Linked DNA regions of Mus musculus: region 1 is linked to region 2. Evidence: chromatin loops called from intact Hi-C (ENCODE). Cell type or tissue: left cerebral cortex. All regions are shown on one strand. Links, peaks and the distances in the headings refer to the core of each region. The heading gives the core; the rest is flanking DNA. Region 1 overlaps Slc30a7 (solute carrier family 30 (zinc transporter), member 7). Region 2 overlaps Dph5 (diphthamide biosynthesis 5).

Region 1 (8,879 bases), core at 339-8,338, 63 kb before region 2:
GATACTCAAACGGTTGGGAGGTGTGTGTGCATTGGAGTGAACAGTGAGGTAAAAGTAGAAAGAAAAGTGAGGAGCCAGCCCCCTGCCCCCATCTCCCATAAGTCTACCTGAGAAATCTTAAACCTTATCTCAAGTACCAACTCAGTATTGCCTTTCCTGTAAAACCTGTGCTTTTATAAGGAACGCCATGCTCATCAGTAGGGGCATAGATGGGGTTCCACTCCACTCACAAGACTGACCTTCTGGTATATTATTGAGCCTGTAGACTCTGGGCATGGTGACAGGCGCCATGGTCCTAGCACCTGGGAGGCTGAGGGAGCAGACTTCCACTCTGAGACCAGCCTGGGTTATACAGCAAGAAAAACTAAAAAGCATTTTTCTTTCCAATCTCTCCATGTTTTCTGTGCCGTATTGTCCAGGTAAAGTGTGTTGTGGAAACCTGCTCTGTCCTTTCTCATCTAGACAGACTCAGTTTTCCCTTTGACAGTGGAGGTCACTTCCCACAGTTGGTTTTCTCCCAACATTTTCTGGCCCCAAGCAATGGGGAGTGAGAATTTCTGGGCAACACTGGTTTGTACTGTGGTGACTTTTGTTTCTCAGTGAGGAGCCGGAGTGGAAGCTGCAGAGAGAGAATATTAGTTCCCGGAAATGGATCTCGGGTGCAGTTTACAGTGGGTCGCCCCCTTCTCCTCCCACGAGAAAGCTGGCATTGGAAGGAAGTAGAAAGCGGAGGAAATTGGATGTGTCACTGCAAGCTCTAAATGATCCCATTGACTTAGTGCGATTGTGTTCACCACTTGAATAAAAGGGAGCCAGCGCCACGCTCGGTGGGAGGACCCGGGAGGACACAGCAGTGCGCGTTGTCTCAGGCAGCTTCTGAAGCCTCCTAGACTTCTTTATTACTATTATCTGTTTGTGAAGTCTTCCAGTCCTCATCCTTCTTGTATTTTGTACTTATGAAAAACAAAAACAGTCATGTAGATGTACATAAAAGAATGTCCTCCTGTTTTGTATAAGAAGTTTTAAATAATACATTTATTTTTTATCATACTGAGGGAAATACTCATTTTCAAGGCAGATTTAGAGGGTTGAGCAATGACAAGCACCGGGTGTGATTAGAGGTAAGAGCTAGAAGGCCATGCATGACGAAAACAAGCTCTGCAGGTGGCATTCTATAAAGCGACTGACAAGTCACTCTTCAGATGTTCATGATTTGACCAGGACGCCAACTTTGGCAAACTATAATTGATTCCAATTATTTGTGCTTTATAATGACCAAAAATCACACATAGGAAACTACTCTATCTCCATATAGTCATATATAAGAGATTGTAGGCATTTTATCTTTTTCAGAAATGTTTTTAGGCGTTCCCTAACAATTTCCGTTGTGGTTTGCCTTTCAAGTGGCTACGTTTACTATTCTTTGGGCCGTGTGAGGCACAAGAAAACAATCTCTCAGAATTTTATCTCCTGCTTGTATACGTTTTCAGTTTGTGAGACTGAACGAATTGGACACTGTTGCCCCAGAGTTACAGTGACTGGTCAATTTAACACCATTTTCTAACTAGCTTTCTGGGGCACACAAGGCACCTATTTACAGGTACTAAGCATTTCTCACCGGTGCATCTAGAAAGTGCTGGGCCTGTGCTGTCCTCGAGGAGCTAAGAGGCCCTCACTCTGGTCATGTGTGTTTAGTGGTTCCTATGAAGAACCTGAGTTAGGAGATGCAGGCAGAGAGGATCTCTACAAATATTGAAAGAATTCAATAGCATTGACTCGAGAACGCTGACAGAACAGAGTCTATGACGTAATGCTACCGTGGAACAAGCGTGCAGTGGTTTTACTGGATCACCTTTTACACTCTAAGGACAGAACACTAATTCAGTCAGTTTTTGCCTTTGTCTATAAACCATAGAAATTGGTTACTTCAGCAAACTCCAATCTTACCCATTTTCCCTTACACACACACACACACACACACACACACGCACACACACACACACACACGCACACACACACGCACACACACACATGCATGCACACAGGAGGGAGAGACAGAGACGGGTCATAAATACCCCTCAATGGTTAGTGTATGCAATGTTAAGTATGCGTTAGCTGCTTGAGGACACGGTTGTTTCCTAGCCAGGGAGGGCAGATGGGGTTTTGGTTCTTAGGATCACAGAACGGGAGTGAGGTTTGTTTTCACTTGACGCTCACTAAGTTTCCCTTAAAGAACATTGGTGGCTTTGATGCCGTTGCTTACCGTCAGAAGTTAACGCTGTGTGAATGTCACAAGTCCACCTGGAGCCCACTCCTCTTGCAGTTTTTCCTGGGGGAAATGTTGTTTTTCAAACAGCTGATTAGTACCTGAAGACACAAGCAGTTTGTAGGTTCGGAGTCAGTCACTTTGCCTCCTCTTTAAGGGCTTGTTCTCTGCTGAGGGAAGTACTGGGCCACGGATGTAAACTGATTCAGACTGAAGAGACGAGTGCTGTGCGGTGCGGTGCGGTCTTCCCATGTGAGCGTCTCAGTAATCCGTTTCCCTTTCAGCAACAGACACATCGTATTGTTTCTTCTGTCCTAAAGTCAGGTGTCACATGGATAGAGCTGCATACCTACACACCCATGCACACACACATACACAACATGAAAAAAAAAAGTGCCCTGGACCTGAAGTGTCACCCGGAGAAAGGCCCGTGTAGTAAAGGCTTGGTCTTGATTGGAGCACAATTGGGAGATGGTGGAACCAGGTACAGCCTGGTGAAGGTCCTCAGGTCACTGGGGTATGTCCCCGAAGGAAGTAGTGAGACTCTGGCCCCTTCTCTTGTGTTTGCTTGTTGGCTCTATGAAGTGAATCTGCACTGTCATTCCTAGTCTGTCATGAAGTGCCCTGCCATGGGCCTGAAAATAATGACTGCCTGTGACAACTGAGCCAGAGAAACCATTTCTCTTTATAGTTTGGTAGCTCGGTGTATTTGTAATAGTATGGAAAGTTGACTCACATAACAAGGTAAGTGTTGATCTGCTGATTTTTTTAAGTAGACATTTCAGAAAGTTTTTAAACCTATGAGTACCTTATTGATGCTTCCAGAATAAATCGCTTAGGATCAAAATGCTGTTATCGGCCTCTTGCCTGGTTTTCAGGCTGTGGTTGTTTTCCATCATAGTTCCTGTGCATAAAACTTTAGCTCTTTATTTATGGGAAAAGCACTTGGTTGCCTTCATGCGCCTTTAATCACAGTATCCTAATCTATGGTCCCCTTCGTCCTGTTTCCTGTCGGCCCTGAGGAGTCTCGGAAGCCCAGACTTCTGAAGCCCCCCTGTTCCTAACTACTTACACCTCTGAATTTATCATCCCCATTTTCTAAAACAGTGGTGCTGGATGTAGCAGGAGTCAGTAGATAGGCCCGTCAGCACAGCAGGACTCCCGCCCTCAGCCTGACACCGTGGACTTGGTTCACAGTAGTGTTTTGGGTTCTGGAGACCCAGACTGAGGCTTGGATGGCTCGAATTATGGTTCTGCTCTCATCCATGAATGTGGATCTTGTTGTTGTTGTTGTTGCTTTTTAAGTTTCATGATTATGTGATTAAATGCCTTTTTACGGATTGTTGACACAGGATATACTTCCAGCATGCTATGAGCCAAGGCTAATAATGGAAAATAAGAATTGACACACTGTAGATTGCTTTAAGAAGTAGAGTGAGTTTTCAGAACCAGAGGGCAAAGATTACTAAATAACAACAACTCTGACATTACAGTTTAAATGAGGGCAGCCATCTCTGACCTGCAGAGATGAGAGAGTCGAGTCTTTACAATAGAAGCTTGCAAAAGCTCTGTGTGTAAGTAACATTGCAAGAAGTAGAGTTTTACTGTTACTTTAACAGAAGTCTCACTCTTCCCTCAAGAGCCATGCATTTTTTGTCAGGATCTGTCAGATAAAGGAGGAGAGGTCATTAATGAAATATAAATGTATATCCATATATCCAAATCCAGACAACCCTACTGTAGAGTTCCTTGTTTCTGACCACTGTTCATCCATGAGTCATTATAAAGGAAGCCTACTCTTACAGATGGACCTGAGTTCAGTTCCCAGCAACCACATGGTGGCTCACAACCATCTGTAATGGGATCCACCCCCCCTTCTGGTCTATCTGAAGACAGCAACAGTGTACTCACATAAATAAATACATCTTAAAAAAAAAAAAAGAAAGCATAAAACTGTACCTTACTTTCGTTGCTTTTATTTAAAGGCTTATAAGATGCCACTATTTCATATTTTCCCTTTTTCCTACCCCAAAGATGTGAAATCCTGGCATAGCTCTCTGCAGTCTTGTTTGGGATGAATGGGATCTCTCTTTGTGAAGTGGCTGAAGCCTTACACGTGAAATAGGAAGGGGGCTGTGGGGAATGGCTGACTACACAGATTGTCCCAGGCTGGATGGTTACCTCACAGTTTCCATGATCAGTATTCTGGGCAGAGCCCAGCTGCCTTCTCTGCTCAGGCCTCACAAAGCTGTAACTAATGTGTTGGCTGGGGCTACAGCCTCCTCTGAGGCTCAGGGTCATCTTGCAAACTTATGTGGTTGTCAGCAGAAATCCTGAGCATGCAGCTGTTAGCTCATGGTGGCTTGCTTCTTCAGAATCGCAGAGGAGTATTTGGCCTCAACCAATACTTTAGACCCACTCTTAAGGGCTTGGCTCTGATCAAGTCAGGCATCGCCAGGGTTTTTTCCTTGATGAACTAAAAATCAACTCATTTGTACCTCAAAATACATCTTAAATTCACTTTGCCTTAGTTGTACTCCATTGCATTGAAGTGAGCCACGGGTTTCCCACACACTTGAGAATGGGGGATTATATATCTGAGTGACTCACTAAGGGTCACTTTAAGGTATGTGACTCATTTTTTCCTTTCTCTTCTGTTTTCTAAATGTCCAGCCCCACACTTAGAAAAGAGCTAGGGTTCGTCAGTGCAGACCAGTGGCTGATGACTGGCTGACTGGGTGAGAGAGCAGAAAAGCGCAGGTCCCAAGCGCTTCCTCGGGGTCTCGTGCTGCTTTCTGTCGTCCACTGAGTGTCCTTGTGCAGGGTGTGCATTGTCTCCAGATGTTTTCTTGTTACACAGTGGTGCGATTCTGGTTCCTTAAAATAAATCAACAGAATGGCACCAGTGTTTGTCAAAACCACCAGAAATGATGGGCAAATCCATCCCTGGAGGCCTCAGATCTGTAGTCTGTAAAATGATTTTCAAGCTACAGGAGTTCAGAATTATCTGATATTTATTCAATTCCAGATTTGTTATAATTTAGAACATTCAGTGCTATTTTCAAAAAGTCTTCTGGAAATCATGTACAATTTGTGTTCATTCTAAGAAAGCAAAGGTAATTCAGTATTACAGAGTTTATGCATATTATTTGTCATATTAAACAATGGAGAGAGAAAACCATGAGATCATTGCCAGAGATGCCAAAGAGACATTTGGACAAATGCAATGGCCCTTGGTTCGTTCGTTCCTTCCTTCCTTCTTTCCTTCCTTCCTTCCTTCTTTCCTTCCTTCCTTCCTTCCTTCCTTCCTTCCTTCCATCCATCTCTGGAGAAGAGTTAGTAAATATTGATTGTAAGGTAGGTAAGGGAAAACAAGCCTAACATGTGTCTTTATAACTAAAAGTGATGTGCCTGGAAAGCAAAATGACTTGCGGTTCAGACCAGTGAGTCCTGGAGCAGATGCATTTTTTGTGCACATGCAGCATCATAGATCAGGGGTAAAAGATGCCTTTCAATAATGGCATTGCCATGTGGAAAAAGATACACTTGGAAATGTACCTTATGTTCTAGACCTGGAGAAACTGCCAATGGCTTTGAGCCAGAAAAGTCAAATGCAAAAGCACGTTAGCACTAGAAGAAGCCATGACTGAGTGACTTAGCTGCATGAGAGTACTAGTGATGGCTGTGGCTCAGACTTAGAAGGAAATGGTGGGTGAGGTGAGCCATATGGGGGATGGAGGACAAGATGGCTCAGCTGGTAAAGGGGCTTGCCACCAAGCCTGAGGACCTGAATTCCATCCTGGGACCTCCATGGTGAAAGAAGAAAACCAACCCATATAAGTTGTCCTGTGACCACCGTGCACACTTTGTGACACCTGTGCAACCACACACATGCACTCAGAATAAATAGATTATATGTAATGAAATTAATAAATAAGAATTTGGCCTAGGAAAAAGCATAAAAGGAAGTTCAAAAGGCATAATCAACTTGAATAAAAATGACTGGTATAGAGACAGCCTCTAAGAGTAAAAGTTAAACTAGAAGCCATGTAGCTCAGTGGTAGAGTACTTGCTTCGTAAATATGAGGCCCTGGGTTTAATCTCCAGAATGCCAGAAAAAATTGTAAAAGACTAACACAATGGAAAAAAAAGGCAGAAATATAAGTTTATTTAGTTCACAGAAAAGATACGCTACAAATGATATATCTATACACATATTCATGTGTATAATGCTCATGTGAGTTTGGATGCATGTATACATGTATGTGCAAGGGTAGTTGGCAACCCTATTTTTTCTTGGACACGTGTCTGGATAGGCTAAACCAACTGTCCAGCAAGTTCCAGAAATGTACCTGTCTCTGCCTCCTTGGCCTTGGAATTGCAGGTATGCACCACCACATCTGCCTTTTATTGTGCAAGACCTGGGAATTGAACTCAGGTCTCAGGCTTGCCCTATAGATAGTGACCTATCTCCTCAGCTTACAAATGACTTAGCTCAGTCTCACTCATAAAACAGCAGCAATAACAACAACAAAGACAGATTCAAACTGCAATAAGACAGCATGTCTTACTGATCAGGATAAATTTCCAATCTTGTAGTAACGATATGGGCAGAGTAGGTCTTTTAATATACTGAGGATAGGAATAAGAATTGTCTCTGTAAAGAGAAATGTTAAGACACTGGCATTTGTGAGCAACCAGTTCTCCACCTAGAGACAGATCCCACAGATAAGTTGGCAAAAACATAAAAAAGATATATTCATAAAATTATTCTTGTGGCTGTTTGTTTCTAAGAAAAATATTGGAAATTGCACAGCTATTCGTCCTTCAGTAAGGAAGTTGTGTGCAAGGAGCTCTAACAAAGACCATAGATGGTGTCTGGTGATGTGGTATGGTTTCCAAGATGCAGGCTTCTGAGAACTAGAGAGTCCCTAAAACGCATTACTTCCACGAGAGATGTATAGCATACATTCTATAAGAGCTCTGCAGTTATTTATATAAAAAGGAAAATATCTACATATTTTGTGAAAAGAAACATTGAAGGGGGGAAAAAAACCACAAACCAAGTAAATATAGCTACCCTAAGAAGACAGAGGGAAGATATTTGAAATGAGAGTCTATATTTTAATATCATCTCTTTCTAAACATTTTAATATTATTTTTGTGCATTTTTGTGTAGTGTGTGAAGTATGTGTGCCACTGTGTGAATGTGGTGGTCAGATGACAACTTTGTGAAAACAGTTTTTATGTTGGTATCAGAAATCAGACTTATTTCACCAGGCTTGCAAGCAAAATGCCTTTACCTTCTGAGGATCTTGGTGGCTCCTTGCTGTCTCTCTGACTAGAGAATCATCAATAGTTTTAGCCTTTGAAATACACACAGTTTAAAAGGTAGGAAGCGTGGTCTTCGTTTACTTGCTGCAAGAAGAAAAGGATGACTGACCTTTAAGTCTTCAGTAGTAATGGTTTTGTTATTCGTCTATGTGTAGCTTAGGATTCTCTGCTGCTAGGTGCAGTCTGCATCAAGCTTACTTTGTTCTTTTGCTTAATTAGTCCTTTAAAAACATGGTTTCCTTTGCACATCCACAACTCCTCCGCATTTCTGGGGAACCAGCATCCAGTGCAGTACACCAGTTAGAAACCCACATCGAGGTTCTCTATATGGGGCCTGCCTCAGTCCTTTCCTATTTACACAGTGACCTTAACAATCTACTTTGCCTCTCACAGTTTTCATCTTTAAAGTAGAAGTGATTATAACTACCTTGTAATATGTTGTGTGCTATTCAAATGGGTTTGAACCTGCCAATCAGGACATTGTTAATGGTCTGCTTGCCTACAAAAGAAAGCTCTTGGGAAGCTTGACAGCAATTCCTTTGAGATTTGCATTCCCTTACTACTGTGGTGTGCTCTTTTTCATGCTATCTGACTCCAGGGAGCTCCTGGTCTAATGGAAGGGAGAGCCAGAGAGGATTACTTGTTGGCCTTGGCCGGGTCCCTTCTGGTCTCACTCTCTTCAATATATCTGTCTCCTGATGTTCAATACGTATAGTTGGAATTTATTCTTACCTCTTGTAAAGCTATGTGCCTTTTGTGAAACCTTTTTGCTTCTTTCATTGATTGTGTTGTCTCTTGGCATTTTTAGATTTCCTTTTAATTATATTGATGGTTTGGTGACATGATTATTAGTTTCTTATTCAGTAAAATGAAGGAAACCTATTTTATTAGGAGAACCAGTTAGGGTCTGTAGAGATGGCTCAGTAGTTAAGAGCACTTGTTGCTGTTTCAGGGGACTCTGGTTTCATTCTAGCTTCCATATGGTGGCTTACAGCCAGGGGATCCGATACCCTCTAAGAACTCTGGGCACCAAGCACAAATGTGGTACACATGCATACATGCAGGAAAAATACACGTTCTCATAAAAATCAGATAATAAGTCTTAAAAAAACAACTTTTTAAAATAACATAACAAGTTGAAGCCGGACATTGTAATCTCAAATTTTAGGAGGTGGAGAGACTGGTGGTGGGATCCTGTTCTGGGTCCTTCTCAGCCGCATAAGGATTCCCAGGGCAGCCTTGGCTACTTGAGACTGTTTCTGATACACAAAACAAAACA
Region 2 (8,879 bases), core at 362-8,361:
CTCTCGGGGAATGAATGAGTCTGCGCACTGCCTTTCTGCGCACTGCCTCTCTGCGCATTGCTGACGCACTACGGGCTGACGCACTACGCAGGGCGGGGACTCCGCATAGGGCGGGAGTGCACCTGGTAGCCGATTGCCCTGAGGCCAATTAGCAAACTGGCCTTCGCCAGCCGCTTTTGGCTTTTTTCTTGACCGATTAGCTGGCTGGTAATGGGCTGCTTCTTCCTCCCAGTCTGTTTCCTCAGAGGAGGATTCTTCACTTGCTTCAGAGCTACTAAGAGCTGGCTTCCTGAGCTCATCTAGTGACGAGTATCTCCTAGAGACCTCCGCTAATCGATCTTTTTTCTTCTCCCTTTTTCCTCTTTTTCTTCTAATCTCTCTCCAGGTATTCCTACCTAACCTTAACTTTTCCTCGGGTTCAAGACCCTTGGAAAGGCCTGTATACTTACCGTTTCTCCTTGCTCCTACTCTCTCTCCCCGCTTTACTTCTGATAGACTGTCCTGAATTTCCTCTAGAATTTTCAGCCCTATCTTAAGCACTATATAACATGTGAAAAGGAACAAAAGGGCTCCTAACACCAGAAAAAATTCAAGGCCAAACATACCTGGTAAAGCCATTTCTCACTTCCGTTCCCCAGCTGATGAGTTCTGAATTCGGCAGTTGAATCCTTCTCAACAGTCTGCTTTACGGGAACCTTTATCACCGTCGTTCCCCAGCTGATGAGTTCTGAATTCGGCAGTTGAATCCTTCTCAACAGTCTGCTTTACGGGAACCTTTATCACCGTCGTTCCCCAGCTGATGAGTTCTGAATTCGGCAGTTGAATCCTTCTCAACAGTCTGTGTTACGGGAACCTTTATAAACGTGATCCGCAGTTCTGGTTCCGGAATGAGGGATCCTCCTTGCGCCAGTCCCGAGTTTTTTTCTCGTCCCGGAATTCGGCACCAATTGTTATTAGACGCGTTCTCACGACCGGCCAGGAAGAACACCACAGACCAGAATCTTCTGCGGCAAAGCTTTATTCTTACATCTTCAGGAAAAGAGAGCAAGAAGCAAGAGAGAGAGAAAAGCAAGAGAGAGAGAAAAGCAAGAGAGAGAGCGAGAGACAAGAGAGAGAGAGAACGAAACCCCGTCCCTCTTAAGGAGCATTCTCCTTCGCCTCGGACGTGTCACTCCTTGATTGGCTGCAGCCCATCGGCCGAGTTGACGTCACGGGGAAGGCAGAGCACAAGTAGTCATAAGATACCCTTGGCACATGCGCAGATTATTTGTTTACCACTTAGAACACAGGATGTCAGCGCCATCTTGTAACGGCGAATGTGGGGGCGGCTCCCAACATCACCCTAGTGGTTCACCTCATTTCCCTATCACTATAACCAAGAAGCTTGACTTTTTTTTTTTTTTTTCCTCTGTACTTCTTCTTTTTTTTTTTTCTTTCCATTTTTTATTAGGTATTTAGCTCATTTACATTTCCAATGCTATACCAAAAGTCCCCCATACCCACCCATCCCCACTCCCCTACCCGCCCACTCCCCCTTTTTGGCCCTGGCGTTCCCCTGTTCTGGGGCATATAAAGTTTGTGTGTCCAATGGGCCTCTCTTTCCAGTGATGGCCGACTAGGCCATCTTTTGATACATATGCAGCTAGAGTCAAGAGCTCCGGGGTACTGGTTAGTTCATAATGTTGATCCACCTATAGGGTTGCAGATCCCTTTAGCACCTTGGGTACTTTCTCTAGCTCCTCCATTGGGAGCCCTGTGATCCATCCATTAGCTGACTGTGGGCATCCACTTCTGTGTTTGCTAGGCCCCGGCATAGTCTCACAAGAGACAGCTACATCTGGGTCCTTTCGATAAAATCTTGCTAGTGTATGCAATGGTGTCAGCGTTTGGATGCTGATTATGGGGTGGATCCCTGGATAAGGCAGTCTCTACATGGTCCATCCTTTCATCTCAGCTCCAAACTTTGTCTCTGTAACTCCTTCCAAGGGTGTTTTGTTCCCACTTCTAAGGAGGGGCATAGTGTCCACACTTCAGTCTTCATTTTTCTTGAGTTTCATGTGTTTAGGAAATTGTATCTTATATCTTGGGTATCCTAGGTTTTGGGCTAATATCCACTTATCAGTGAGTACATATTGTGTGAGTTCCTTTGTGAATGTGTTACCTCACTCAGGATGATGCCCTCCAGGTCCATCCATTTGGCTAGGAGGACACATGCTCCACTATGTTCATAGCAGCCTTATTTATAATAGCCAGAAGCTGGAAAGAACCCAGATGCCCCTCAACAGAGGAATGGATACAGAAAATGTGGTACATCTACACAATGGAGTACTACTCAGCTATTAAAAAGAATGAATTTATGAAGCTTGACTTTTTAAACCACGACCTACACTAGCCCACTCAAGGACAGTGAAGCTTTAGAGGCTGGCTCTGTAACTCGCTAGCTGTGCAGGAACAGTGCCAATAGAACCCATCCCCAGCTATGGGATCAACTGACACATAACCATTATTCACATGGTGAAGTTACATATTAATATTATAATAGTGTTTATAGGGGCATTGTACAAAAGAGATCTGTTTTCCAAGACAATGTACAGGAAAGCACAATGCTGAAGTTAGAGAATGACTCAATTCTTCTAAACAGTTTAATAAGACTTATAAGAAATTACGAAAGCGCAGACATTGAAAATCTAGAAACATGTCACAGATTAGAAAGCATTTAACTTTCCTAAGCCTTGTGTTCTTCTGAGAAAACAGGAGTTGGGTCCCAAGTAGGCACTGGTGATGCCGTTTCCTGTACTATAGCTTCCTTCTCACCATGGTTTCAGAAGCTGTGGCTAGAGATGCCAGAAAGCAGACAGGAAGGAAGCGAGAAAAGGTGGGGCGCTCTGGGCATCCCTCCCTATGGCCCCGAGCAGCTCACAGTTCTCAGGCTCTGTATGCCGGGTCTTACAGTTCTGTATGCCGGGTCTTACAGTTCTCAGGCTCTGTATGCCGGGTCTTACAGTTCTCAGGCTCTGTATGCCGGGTCTTACAGTTCTCAGGCTCTGTATGCCGGGTCTTACAGTTCTGTATGCCGGGTCTTACAGTTCTCAGGCTCTGTATGCCGGGTCTTACAGTTCTGTATGCCGGGTCTTACAGTTCTCAGGCTCTGTATGCCGGGTCTCACAGTTCTCAGGCTCTGTATGCCGGGTCTCACAGTTCTCAGGCTCTGTATGCCGGGTCTTACAGTTCTCAGGCTCTGTATGCCGGGTCTTACAGTTCTGTATGCCGGGTCTTACAGTTCTCAGGCTCTGTATGCCGGGTCTCACAGTTCTCAGGCTCTGTATGCCGGGTCTCACAGTTCTCAGGCTCTGTATGCCGGGTCTTACAGTTCTCAGGCTCTGTATGCCGGGTCTTACAGTTCTCAGGCTCTGTATGCCGGGTCTTACAGTTCTGTATGCCGGGTCTTACAGTTCTCAGGCTCTGTATGCCGGGTCTTACAGTTCTGTATGCCGGGTCTTACAGTTCTCAGGCTCTGTATGCCGGGTCTCACAGTTCTCAGGCTCTGTATGCCGGGTCTCACAGTTCTCAGGCTCTGTATGCCGGGTCTTACAAGTTCTGTATGCCGGGTCTTACAGTTCTCAGGCTCTGTATGCCGGGTCTTACAAGTTCTGTATGCCGGGTCTTACAGTTCTCAGGCTCTGTATGCCGGGTCTTACAGTTCTCAGGCTCTGTATGCCGGGTCTTACAGTTCTGTATGCCGGGTCTCACAGTTCTCAGGCTCTGTATGCCGGGTCTCACAGTTCTCAGGCTCTGTATGCCGGGTCTTACAGTTCTCAGGCTCTGTATGCCGGGTCTTACAGTTCTGTATGCCGGGTCTTACAGTTCTCAGGCTCTGTATGCCGGGTCTTACAGTTCTGTATGCCGGGTCTTACAGTTCTGTATGCCGGGTCTCACAGTTCTCAGGCTCTGTATGCCGGGTCTTACAGTTCTCAGGCTCTGTATGCCGGGTCTTACAGTTCTCAGGCTCTGTATGCCGGGTCTTACAAGTTCTGTATGCCGGGTCTTACAGTTCTCAGGCTCTGTATGCCGGGTCTTACAGTTCTGTATGCCGGGTCTTACAGTTCTCAGGCTCTGTATGCCGGGTCTTACAAGTTCTGTATGCCGGGTCTTACAAGTTCTGTATGCCGGGTCTTACAAGTTCTGTATGCCGGGTCTTACAAGCTCACAGTCACATCACTTCCTGAGTCCTGAAGGGATGGTCATCACGTCCTTAGTGTGATACAGACTCCAATTTACCTATTAACGAGCTTTATTCTCAAAGCCCATTTGAAAGTTATCCAAACAAATCATCCTCAGAGAAGCCAAGCTACATGTTACATGCTGTAAGAGCTGTGTTCACAGGTCACTGTACAAAGACCATGCTGCTCCAAGTTTTCAGCGTTGTGACTTCCTGCCCTGTCTAGCAGGATTTCCTCTGTCTTCTGTGAAACCAATTCACCCAACAAAGAGTGACTATAAATCACCTACTATGTGCAAGGCACATAGTAGACACATGTTTAAAATGATGAGGAAATGAATCTCTGGCCCTGTGAAAAAGGTGATTGCTCTCAGAGCTGACAAAGGCTCTGGGCTCACAACAGCGGTTCTGGTTAGCTATGAGGTCAGTGATAAATCAAATGACACCTTGGATCTGGAAAGGACCCTCCTGCACAGTGAGCATAATCAGAATCCTTGTAAAGATTGAATACCCAAGTGCGTACTGAGTACCCAGTCATGCCTCGAAACACGGCTAGGGCTGAGTATATGATGTAATAATGCTCATGACTAAATGAAGATGTTCTGAACTGCTGTGTCTTGATAAAATCAAACTGCTCTCTTCATTAGCTGAGATCAAAACTACTAAATATGCACAACTACTCTTAGTACAAGTTCAACTAGACATCTTAAAGGGGACTTATCACCTCCCATCAAACTTGAAACACTTATTCCATAAAAGCCTTCAGGAGAAAACTGTATTTTTATATACTTAAGAGGCTCTAACATTTTAAGAAACGTGGAAACAAAACCATGGAAGCAAGGAAGCTAAGTTCTTTATTCAAAGAGAGGGTGAGCAAGCCTTGAATAGAGAATTGGGATGCTAGTCACATCTAACAGAACAGGAGTGTTCTGTGTGAAAGACTGTGAGCTGCCCCATCTCACTTAGGCACTGCCTTTAGGACCCTGATTTATAACTGTGGCTACTCTGCCTCCTGTGGCAAGGGTGCAAACTTCTTCAATGGATGCTGGAACATTATGCAAACAGTTTCACCACTGAGATGCTAGTACCTCAAAGAGCAGAAAGATCAGCTTTCTGCGTTTCACAACCGAAGGTCTTACCAGCAAACTGTAAAAAGCAACTGGAGCAAATCTCAGCAGCAAGAATTTAGGTTGCAGAAGCCTGAACACCAGCTGTCTTACAGCTCTGGCCTGTGTGCTACCACCATTCTTCCCGACAATATTATTGTCTCAGATCTGGCAATGTTACTGCTTAAACCTAAGTTTGGAAACTACAAAAGCAGCTATTTTTTCAGAAATACTAGGGGAAACATAGATCTGTTCTGCTTTCATCTGCAATAACTTAGAGAGAAAGCAGCCAATCTAACTTGATGCTGGATCATGTTTTGCTAAAGAAAAAAGAAAAACAAAATCAGGAAGACAGAACCCTTCATCCATCCAACCAGCCACCGTGTAAGGTACTCACTATTGAGACGGAGGGGGAGGATGCATAAGGAAGATGACTGCCAGGCTGTAACCCGGCCCTGCCGATATGACACGTGGACACTACCTATTCTGAGAGGACATTTGCCACACTCAGAGAAAAAGCCCCCGAAAGAGTCCAGAAAGAGACTGTGAAGTGAAAGTTAAAGAGGAAAAGGGATGAAGGTGCAGGGTGAGCACGGGGAAGAATGAGGATGGACTACGGACAGGGGTCTTAAACAATTACCTAGAAAGACGAGCTGTGCCTGGCCGGCCTCTAATCTGCAGCTCACATTTCTGATAGCTTCCCCAGCACCCAGTCCCATCTACTCCAGCTGCATGAGTCCCAAGGATGCTGACTACTCAAACAGCTCTCCACTGCTTTGCGCCCCTGACACCACTTGTCTGAATGGCTCTGACAGCCTCAAAGTCACCTCACTGCTACCACCAGTGCCATCTACTCACAAGTCCAGACACAGCACTGTTACATTTATGCATCTATTTCGTGTGTATGCACACATGTGCAGACATGCATGTGGCACACAAAGACCACCTGTGCAAGCTGGCTCTCTTTCCACACTGTAGGTTCTGGGCGCTTTTACCTCCTGAGCCATCGTGTACAGTACAAGTACCCAGTACAGGTACTCTGTAAAACTCTACTCTATTAGGATTTAACACTTGTTATCTTGTATTTAAAATATTTTCTGTGGTTTACTGTTTTCTTAAATGTGAGATATATATATATATTATATATATATTAGAAATTGTAATTTGCTTAAAAGAAATCCATTAGGTTCCACATGTTAAATCCGTGAACACGAAGAGAAAGCAAAGTCAGCCCAAACTGCCCACCACAAACCCACAGACTCAAGAACGACTAGTTTTCTTGTCTGTTCAGAGTACTGATCCTGGAGACATTTTGTTGTCATTGCTCTTATCCAGAATGAACTTTATTTCAATGATATTACATTGATTTTTGCTGATACTAAGATGATAAATATGGTTACATATGAGGTACATATGTTGACTATGACATGTCAGAGAAGAACTATAAAAATCTTGATTTCATATATAAGTGGGAATCCATTTGTGGACTAACTATAAAGAATTCTATTTTAAAGCATATTACTTCAAAGACAATAACAGATTTGGAAAGCAGAAGACACATAAGCAGTCTGCCTCAGGAAATACCGGTTTTACATAGGCTGTTTTTATGGTGCTGTGATAAATGCAATGGGGAATGTGAAGGTGAGTAAGCTAAAGATCTGATAGTAACTATGTGACCCCCGACACTGCCCATGGAAGAGGCATCTGTGACCCCAACAATGCCCATGGGAAAGGCATCTGTGACCCCCAACACTGCACGTGGGAGAGGCATCTGTGACCCCTGACACTGCACATGGGAGAGGCATCTGCCGAGCTGTCTGAGCAGAACAGCTCAGTGAGACCCACAATCTAGAAAGAGCGATGACTCGGTGCTCGAAAACAGTGGGTAGAGGAGCAGTGGTGGTACACATGGCATGTCAGCACTTGGGAGACTAAGGTAGAGAGATGGCAAGTTCATAGCCAGCCTCAGCCATATAACCAGGCCATGTCTCAGAAAATTAAACCAAGGGCCAGCAAGCTGGCTCAGAGGGTAAAGCCACCTGCCTCTCTCTAACTGTAATGACCTGACTTTGACCCCTGAGATGCACATGGTGGAAGGACTGAACCTATAATACAAGCTGTCACATGACCTATATGTATTTACTATGACACACATGCACCCCACCACACACACAAATTAAAAGGCAAATTACACTGAAGGAAAATAAAAATAGAAACGAAATCAAAATAAAGTTAAATAAAAATTAAAAAAGAAAGTTAATGGGAATAGAAAATGTTTAATAACTATGCTAATGAGTTGTTAAATACTAAGACAGAGCTTAGGTGAGTTCTGTGGCGACGGCTATGCAGAGCTCTGCTCTCCTCATTACCCAGCTCAGTGTCCCTTTGCGGTGCTGTATTTCCATCCATTACTACATACATGTGTCCTAGCCCACAATGAAGCTACCTGAAGCTGGGAAGCCTAACATTAGGAATGCTACACATCAACAGTAACAAGTATTAGTGTCATGGGATGAAAACAGAAAACAGCCTGTTACTTTTTGAAAGTGATCTACACTTTTCTAGAGTAGACGTGCATTACATAAACAAAGGGACACATGGCAATACTTAGGCAACGGCCAGAGAAAGGGGAAGTTCACAAGAATGAGGAAGTTAGACTACCATCCGCAAGGTCCTGGAGGACAGGTTCATTACTGCATCCCAAGGCGCTTACCCAGCAGGCACTGAGGAGAGATACAGTATTTGCTGAATGGATGTCTAACTTGTAAGCTTCTAAAACAGAAATGCTCACTAAGGATGATACTTGTGGTACAGAACCCTACGACCCTCCACTGCCATCAATAACACTGACCTACAACAATCTCCCGCTGTCCAATAAACTACCAAGATAAGGAGACTACTCAGTAGTCTACTCTATTTCTGAACAGCCCTTGCCAGCTCCTTCAGAAAATAACAAAAACAGACCAGCTTCAGAGGGGCGACAAACCGACAGTGGAAAAGCCTGTGCCTACTCTTGGTTTGGAGTCTGTAGCTGCTCTGCACTGAGGTGAAGATGACAGGAGGCATGTTTGCTAGGTCTTCCACGGCACTCCAAGCAGGCCTTCGTTACAACAACTTGATGCCTGTTTTTGAAATTGTGGCAAAGCATTCAGAGATGTCAGGACACCTCCCAAAAGTGAAACCTACTTCCCTTTGCAATCTTAAGCAAGAGAACACAGGGAAGAGCCCGCTAACATCCTCCACGTGGCAGGTGTAGTTCTGGTAGGCAGCTTCTGCTCTCTCAGTCAATACGTTCACTTTCTAAGTCCTTCACTGGCCTGTGTTGGTGGTTCTCAAGGCGTGTCCTACAGATGCAGCAGCACTTGAGTACTCGCTAAAATGTAAATGCTCTTGGAGCTCGAGATGGCTCTGCAGAGGAGTAGGGCACAGCCGGCTCCGCACAGACGCTATCATTTCACAGACAGATACTATGACATAAGACGGGGACAGAGTCACAGCTGTCTAGAGAAAGACATAGTCAATCATGAAAGCTAAATCTTTTAAAGCAATATATT

What was found. A loop is a pair of places that touch in the nucleus more often than their neighbours do. Peaks named below come from ENCODE experiments on the same cell type or tissue, not always from the same donor. Only the 100,000 strongest peaks of a DNase experiment are listed, where the experiment ranks them.
Region 1: it touches region 2 in a loop (2.2-fold over the local background); 2 of 42 quality-filtered maps call a loop at or near these places.

Annotation. Positions count from the first base shown.
Region 1 is chr3:115,964,965-115,973,843 of GRCm38, reverse strand. The region is part of intron 8 of Slc30a7 (solute carrier family 30 (zinc transporter), member 7); the gene reads left to right. Among named protein-coding and RNA genes, the nearest start is that of Mir669n, 10 kb to the left of the region's middle. In left cerebral cortex, for the core only: no CTCF peak of the experiment used is centred there; a DNase peak (open chromatin) is centred at 4,505.
Region 2 is chr3:115,901,586-115,910,464 of GRCm38, reverse strand. The region is part of intron 4 of Dph5 (diphthamide biosynthesis 5); the gene reads right to left. Among named protein-coding and RNA genes, the nearest start is that of Dph5, 18 kb to the right of the region's middle. In left cerebral cortex, for the core only: a CTCF peak has its summit at 5,222; a DNase peak (open chromatin) is centred at 5,219.